Regions from separate parts of the Homo sapiens genome. Here region 2 is linked to region 1. The links are chromatin loops, found by intact Hi-C in ENCODE. Cell type or tissue: IMR-90. All regions are shown on one strand. Region 1 overlaps FOCAD (focadhesin). Region 2 overlaps MLLT3 (MLLT3 super elongation complex subunit).

The links. Hi-C counts contacts between places; a loop is a spot of excess contacts. Peaks named below come from ENCODE experiments on the same cell type or tissue, not always from the same donor. Only the 100,000 strongest peaks of a DNase experiment are listed, where the experiment ranks them.
Region 2: it touches region 1 in a loop (4-fold over the local background); 1 of 110 quality-filtered maps calls a loop at or near these places.

What each region holds. Positions count from the first base shown.
Region 1 is chr9:20,979,537-20,983,536 of GRCh38, reverse strand. FOCAD (focadhesin) reads right to left here. Exons shown (of 44, transcript NM_001375567.1): 38 at 1,851-2,111; 39 at 1,091-1,180. Among named protein-coding and RNA genes, the nearest start is that of HACD4, 50 kb to the left of the region's middle. In IMR-90, no CTCF peak of the experiment used is centred here; DNase peaks (open chromatin) are centred at 1,826 and 2,306; H3K27ac peaks cover 1,216 bases.
Region 2 is chr9:20,568,527-20,572,526 of GRCh38, reverse strand. The region is part of intron 2 of MLLT3 (MLLT3 super elongation complex subunit); the gene reads left to right. Among named protein-coding and RNA genes, the nearest start is that of MLLT3, 52 kb to the left of the region's middle. In IMR-90, no CTCF peak of the experiment used is centred here; a DNase peak (open chromatin) is centred at 1,596; H3K4me3 peaks cover 156 bases; H3K27ac peaks cover 1,261 bases.

The DNA of each region.
Region 1 (4,000 bases):
ACAGTGGTGGGATCTCGGCTCACTGCAACCTCCACCTCCCGGGTTCAAGCGATTCTCCTGCCTCAGCCTCCCGAGTAGCTGGGACTACAGGTGTGTGCCACTACGCCCAGCTAATTTTTGTACCTTTAGTAGAGACGGGGTTTCACCATGTTGGCCAGAATAGTCTCGATCTCTTGACCACATGATCCACCCGCCTCGGCCTCCCAAAGTGCTGGGATTACAGGCGTGAGCCACCGCACCTGGCCCCAAATATTCTTTAACAGTGGTTTTCAAACCTTAGGATACACCAGAATCACCTGGAGAGACAATTAAAACATAGACTCCTGGGCTCCGTCTGCAGAGTTTCTGATTCAGTAGGCCTAGATGGGGGCTCAAGAACTCACATTTCTAATCATTTCCAAGGCGATGCTGATGCTACTTATGCAAAGACCACATTCTGAGAACCACTGCCATATGATGCAGAAATTCAAGGATCTGATTGAATAGGCAAACCTGCCATAAAGTAAAATAAATGACACGAAGTCCACCAGCTATAAGGGAGCTCACAGTTCTCTAGACCATTGGTATTAGTTGGTATGCAAAACTGCCATTCAAATACAAGTGTGTCATTTGGCATGTACTTGTACTAAGAAATGATTCATTATTGATCTGCAACTCAAATTTAACAAAATATCTTGCATTTTGTTTGCTAAATCTGGCAACTTTACTGATATGCTACTTTTTGCTCATTCATCGTTTGACTTGGGCATGGGTGTGGGAAATAAATTATCCTGTGTCAGGGCTAATAGTGCTTGCTTTTCAATCAACCACCTTCTTCATTCCTAAGGATAGGATCAGGTGAAGGACAAAGTGGGAGAAATCGGGTTAAAAAGTTATTCATCCATCTATCCATCCATACAACATTTGTTAAGCACCAACCACATTAGTAGGCTGAACAAGAGGCTCAACAATGTAAATGAAATATAGTTTCCTGAAATTAACCAATAACAAAAATGAAGCAAAACTTGCTTCAGCCAAACACTGAAATCAATTATTCAATCGTAATTTCTGGCTCAATAATGAAAAAAGGTATAGAAAGATATGTTATTACCTTAGTAACCTGGGCGATCCGATTGGCATCATCATCTGTCATTTCTAAGAGGCATTTTGCTATGCTGATATACAGCTCTAGATCCTTTCTCTGATAAAGAAAAATCCCAAACATGTCAACAAACAGTGTAAAATAACAGGTCAAAATGTTCTGACAAATTATTAGATTTTCTTATCCCCATGAACAGCAGCTGATGAGATTTTAATTTTAACCAAACCAAAACATTTGGCCAATTTTTATCATTTTGAAGACATCTTTCCTGTTACTTTGTGTTTTTTTGTTTTGTTTTGTTTTGGCTATACATTTTTCTCCTTATCAAAATTCCTTCATCCCAAATAAATTTCTAACCTCTTTGTAAAATTACAATTCAGAGGTCTTTTGGGGGAGGGAAGGGCGATGCTAAATTGTTTTATATAAACAGTATATGGGAACTCATGCCCACGGATTCTCCAGGTGTAAAGCGTAAGGACTTCTGAGCCTTCTCGTCTTCTACAAGAGGCATTTGGTAAAAACGCCTAATAGCAAATTTCCTGGTGCAGCACTGGTTAAACTGCTTCTAAGCTTGCTCAAAACTTTGGTTCTAAATATTCAACCTCAATTTAGATCTTGGAAACAAATACACTCCTAGTAAAGAATGTGGTTATTTCTTGCTAGCCTTCCCACCCACATTCTTAAAACATACACCTCCCCACTTTGCCAAGAAGCCTTTAAAATATCCCAAACATAAATTGTCAGGAATGTAAATATTTTTGTTCCTCACCCGAATCTTATTTGGCAGGAGGTCAAAAATTTTCCCAGTAGCTTCAGAGAGCAGACTCCAGAGGTGGTGGGCAGGGCTGGGCAGTTTCATGGCCTGGCTCAGACCGTGTAAAGCACTTGGGCATAGCTCAGGACTTCCAAGTGGGGAAGCTGCTTTAAAAACTGCCACCATTAAATTTTCAACAAAACCCAGGATCTGTTCATCAGAGATGTGTTTTATCCACAGAGGTGCAGATATCAGGAGATATCTCTTGGTATTCAGCTGGAAGTAAAACAGAAGGGGTTGAATGTAAATAGGCAAGTCTGGGTTTGCAATGTTCAAAACCTGTACATCATCACTGTGTTTGAGGGTAGACTGAGAGATAAAAGGTTCAGGTTACTTCCTTCCCCCTTCATTTTCCCACAGCTTCACGGTCCAATGGGCCACCAATGCATGTAATTTTGGCTTCTGCAGTTACTTCTGATCCAGGGTGAATCATGTGTTTATATGGGATCTGCCAACCCATCTGTGAACTACTCAGCTTAAACCTTGGATGTTTTCAAGGTTTCAGTGACGGGAATAAAATGCTACTTCTGAAAGTACATGACAGTTACTTTTCAGTTTTAAAAGGTCACATTCTCTGGCAAGAAAAGCTCTGGAAGATGAAAGGCTCAACTGCTGAAAATCAACTAAACAGAGCATCTGATACTATTAATTTCTTCTTCTGAGAAAAAATAAGGAAGTAATAAGGAGAAGTGACATGCTGGGACCATTTATGACCAAAGTAAAACCACCAGCTGAGCACGTAGAACTGACCAGGCACCTTAGAGTTCATGAGAGCCAAGAAAGGGCATGTTAGTAACAGCTCTGTTATATGACAGACTTCAACCAAGTGGGCTTCAAAAATTCTTAGGAACATAAACATGCTACTAAAGGGGCAGCAAGTCTAAAATAAGTGATCTAAAAATAAAATCTGGCAAAATAAGTGATCTAAAAAGTAAAATCTGGCAAAAACTTTTTTGTGTGCTATTTTTGTTTTTTCAAGATAGCACACAAAAATAGGGGAGGGACAGAGGAACAATGTTTTCTGCAAATTTCTAAAAAGATCAGTGTAGTTGCATGAGTTTTCTCAAGACCTCATTTTAAAGAATATGCCATCTCAGATCATTCTATATTTAAGAAAATGAACTCACAAACTTAATTTATTAACCAAGATAACAATAAAGATAAATAATCAAAGACAAATGCACAGAGTAGCACAGATCTAAAAGATAAATGAAAGGATAAGTAAAATTTAGGAAAATTTCGAAGGCCAACCCAACAGGCTGGAAATAGGTCTGATTCAAAAGTAAGAAGGAGTGAATAGAACAGGGCTTTGAACTCAGATAGATAGAGCTCTCTCTTTTATTAGCTAGGCAAACTTTGCTTGACCTCCATTTGCCTCAGTTTATAATTCTGTTAAAATGGAAATAATAAAATGTATCTCTCAGACATGAAACAAGACAGACATAAAAAAATTCATATTGTATAATTCCATTCTAAAGAATTTCAAAAATTTATATGAAATTTATATATAATTTATATAAAATTATATAAATAAAGGTTATTTTAGAAAGGCAATACTACAAATAGAAAGCAGATTGGTGGTGGCTTGGGTCTGAAGCTGGGAGTGGGGAATGACTACAAGCAAGCACAATGGAACTTGTCAGGTGATGGAAATATTCTTGGTGATGATTGAAAAACCTGTAAAGGTACTCAAATTCATCACATTTTACACTTTAAAACAGCCATATTTTAGGCTATATAGATTATAACTCAACAAAGCTACTTTTAAAACTGTCCCGTCAGGCTGTAGAGAAATTAAGTCTGATTTCTGTAAGTACTCACTGAGTGCTTGCAGGTACCAGGTGCACAGCAAGGGCTCAGTAAGTGGCAGGCAGCTGGGAGCCACTTGGAGCAGACAGGTGGAATGAAGTTAATACCTGACAGAAAGATGCAGACCTTGATAACATCCACTTTCAATTAAAGACAGTGAGGAGGAGTAGGAAAGGTTTAAAAAAACAAAAACAGGCCCAGCGTGGTGGCTCACACCTGTAATCCCAGCACTTTGGGAGACTGAGGTGGGCAGATCACTTGAGGTCAGGAGTTCGAAACCAGCCTTGCCAACTTGG
Region 2 (4,000 bases), 410 kb after region 1:
CCACCATGCCTGGCCTAATATTTTGTATTAATATATAAATAAATAACAAACTATATATTTTTGGAGTATAATGTGATATTTTGAGAGCTTTATAGATTGTGGAATGACTAAATCAAGCTAATTAACATATCCAACACCTCACATACCATTTTGAGATGGCAAGAACATTTAATATCTACTCTCTCAGCAATTTTGAAATATACCGTATATTATTATTAACCGTGGTCAGCTTCCTATTTGATCTCCAGAACTTATTCCTTCCATTTAACTGCAGCTTTGTGCCCTTTGGCCAACATCTCCCCATTCCTCCACCCCTCTGTCCCTGCCCCTGGTAACCACCATTCCACTCTCTACCTCTGTGAGTTTGACTTTTTAGATTCCACATACAAGTGGGATTATGCAGTGTCTTTTCATGTCTGGTTTATTTCACTTAGCATAACGTCCTCTAGGTTCATCCATGTGTCTCTTTGACATACTGATTTCATTTCCTTTGGATATGTACCCAGAAGTGAAATTGGTGGATCATGTGATTGTTTTATTTTTAATGTTTTGAGGAACTTCCATACTGTTTTCCAAAATGGCTATACTAATGTACATTCCCACCAACAGTGTGCAAGGATTTCCTTTTCTCCACATCTTTGCCAATACTTGTTATCTTTTGTTCTCTTGACAAAAACTGTTCTAACAGAAGTGAAATGATATCTTATTGTGGTTTTAATTTGCATTTCCACAATGATTAGTGATGTTGAGCATTTTTTTCACATACCTGTTGGCCATTTGTTTTGTCTTTTAGAATGTCTTTTCAGGTCCTTTGCCCATTTTAAAATCAGGTTGTTTTCTGCATGTTCTCACTCATAAGTAGGAGTTGAACAATGAAAACACATGGACCCGGGATGGGGAACATCACACACCAGGGCCTGTCTGGGGGTGGGAGGCTAGGGGAGGGATAGCATTAGGAGAAATACCTAATGTAGAAGATGGGTTGATGGGTGCAGCAAACCACCATGGCACGTGTATACCTATGTAACAAACCTGCATGTTCTGCACATGTATCCCAGAACTTAAAGTATAGTAAAAAAATACATAAAATCAGGTTTTTTTTATTGTTATTGAATTGAGTTGCTTATATATTTCAGATATTATGCTCTTATTACATGTAGGTTTTGCAAATATTTTCTCCTATTAATAGGTCATCACTTCACTGTGTTGTTTGTGTGTGTGTGTGCATGTGCTTGTGCACACTATGCAGAAGTTTAGTTTGAGGCAATCCCATTGTGTAGTTTTGCTTTTGTTGCAGTTAAAAGGTTTTTGTTGGAAAGTTAAAAGCTTTTGTTGGAAGTTATAAGCTCACCTGCAGCATTATATGAAAATAAATCTTTGTTTCCCAAGGAATGATATGTATATGTGTGAGTACACGTGGTGGTCCTTGTTTTTTTCTGTGTGTAACTAAGCCACTGTGTGCTTTTCTATACTACAAAGACATGTCTTCTATTTTCAGTGAGTGATAAAGCCTAGAGTTTTACTCATGGCTTCTTAATTTTGTATGAAATACAGTTTAGCAATTGTGTAGTTAGTTTACAAAGTCTAGGTATGACTCATCTTCAGGCTATGGCTTTTTCAAGTTATGCTTAAAGGTCAGAATCTATTTAGTTCTTAACCCTGCCTTTTCTAAGTGGGAAGTTAGAGTCAAAAAAAGTAAGAAAATATGGAATTTGTTGGGACTTAATCCAGACCTATAGGTTTCTTATTTTATTGGGTTGCTTTTTAAAGAAGAACAATCGGTATTGCTAGGAATTTCCAGAATTTCTAAGTAATTTGAAAGTTAATCGTTTAACAGTGTTCATAAAAGTTGGACCTTTGGATTTTTGATTTTGCTTAAATGTTTGGTTCTGACAAATACAAAAATTGGTAAGGTTCACAATTCATTTTCTACTCATGTCATAAATGTACATATGTCTAAATCTGTTTTGTTGTTATAGACATTCCAGAAATCTCATTTAAACAAAAATAGTTTGATGTAAGTAGCTTAAGAAATTGTTAAAACTGTGATACATGTAGGAGAAATAATTTCCATGTTTGTTAGAAAGTGTAGTGTTTATGTTTAGCCATATTAATTTTAGTTTCATTTCTCTTAAGTGTTAGTGAATAACCTTGAAAAAACACAGTACTTTGACTCTGCTGTTGTTGTTTATTACTACCATGCTAGTAATGCTGACGGAAGAAAATTAAGATTCTATGACTTGATTCTTTGGAATTCTGACTGTTGTCACTGTATAAATAAAACAATCTCTGGCTGCTCATGCAGTTTTTGTCCCTTACAATATAATATCCTGGCATTTTTCATACTCTATTTTCAAAGCCAAGGTCTAGAATTTTAAGTGGGAAATTGGCTCTGAAATAATCAAATGCCAAACAAAGCCCATCTGAAAGTCCAATAAAGTAAAATTATAGTAATTGCAAAATAGCGTTACTGAGCTAAATCCCCACAGTTTGAGGATCTTTCATTTATAGAATAGATGCTGTTGTGTTGTCAGAGTGGAGGGAATGTAGTTTGGGCCAGCTGGGGGCAAATGAGGAGCCAACGGTTCATTTTTCTGCTAGGGTTATTGGAGGAGAAAGGATGTTTGCAGGTACAGACCACAGCGCATTAGGTGGGGAAGAAGACTTTACTGAGCTTCTGCTTCACATTGAGTGTCAAGCACTGAGCTTTACGTATACATAGGTATGTTAGCTCCACTAAACAGGGACTGAAATAGCTAAGAGATGACGTGCCCAAAGTCATAGAACTTGTGAGTGGAGAAACTGGGATTTGGAATGGTCTCTTCACTCCAAACCTTTAGAACTGGGTGTTCTAAATACCAAGGACACCGCTGAGTTTTCCCTAGTGCTTGTTTGCTGAAGTTTTATTATAGGTTGTCGTCATTGGCTTGTGTACTTTTTGAAATATCAAGCATATTATAAGTATGTTGTAGTAGATTTCTGTGTAGTCTTTCTAACAGCTCTGAGACTTTGAAAAGTCTTGGGACATCTTGGTGACTGTTTTGTGGGGTGTTAATTGGGGAGTGTAGATAGATGATTGCTATTATTGCTATAACTGTTTTTAAAGAGGGAATGAGCCTAGATTTCAAGGTACAACATTGGGTAATGGTGTGTGCAGTAACCCATGGAGGCTTTCTGGGTCTCGAAAACAGTTTTTGCCTACTAGCAGGTATCTGGAGCAGGTTACCTGGTTTCTCCGAGTCTCAGTTTTTATAAAATGGGAACGATAAGAGTTCCTTTAGTGTGTATGTGAATAAGACCATGGGAGGCACATAAGTAAGCATTCTGTAAATGCTGGCTGCTGTTGTTGATCTTATTGAGGCTTATGGAACTTTTCATTCTTCTTGATGTATTCCTTTTACAATCATTTGTTCCCCTTGGTCGTGAGCATGGACAGGAGGGGTGTAAGTGTTACCCTCACATAGGGTTACGTTGGAACCTGAGGCTCTGGATAGTTTTCCTTTGGGAATTTTTTGAAGTAGATGAATTATTATCTTTGTGTTTGGGAATTTTCTCTCCTATTTTTTTTCTCTGAGACATCTTAAAGACAAAGATGTGATTCTTAAATTCTTGGAATCCCTACTCCAACCCCACTCTATTTTTACTCTCTCAACCTCAATGTCTTTATTTCTGAAATGAAGGTAATAACTTCCTCTCAGGACTGTAGTGAGGATTAGATGTAAATACAGACAAGTTTTTTGTACATAACAAGGACTTAATCAACATTAGCTGAAAGGGGAAATAAACCTTGTTAAACAGATGATATTTTCCTTCAGGAAAAGAAATTAACTTGTCTTACTTTCTGTTGGGATATTTTTGTCAGATTCTTTTCATTCTATACTTGTTACATCCTCACTGGAAACTTTGTTTATATGGATTTTTGGGTGTGTACCCCTCAGGGGACTGTAGTTTTCTCTTAAGCTTGGATCTTGCTACAGCTTGGTTTGCTTGTATTAGAATG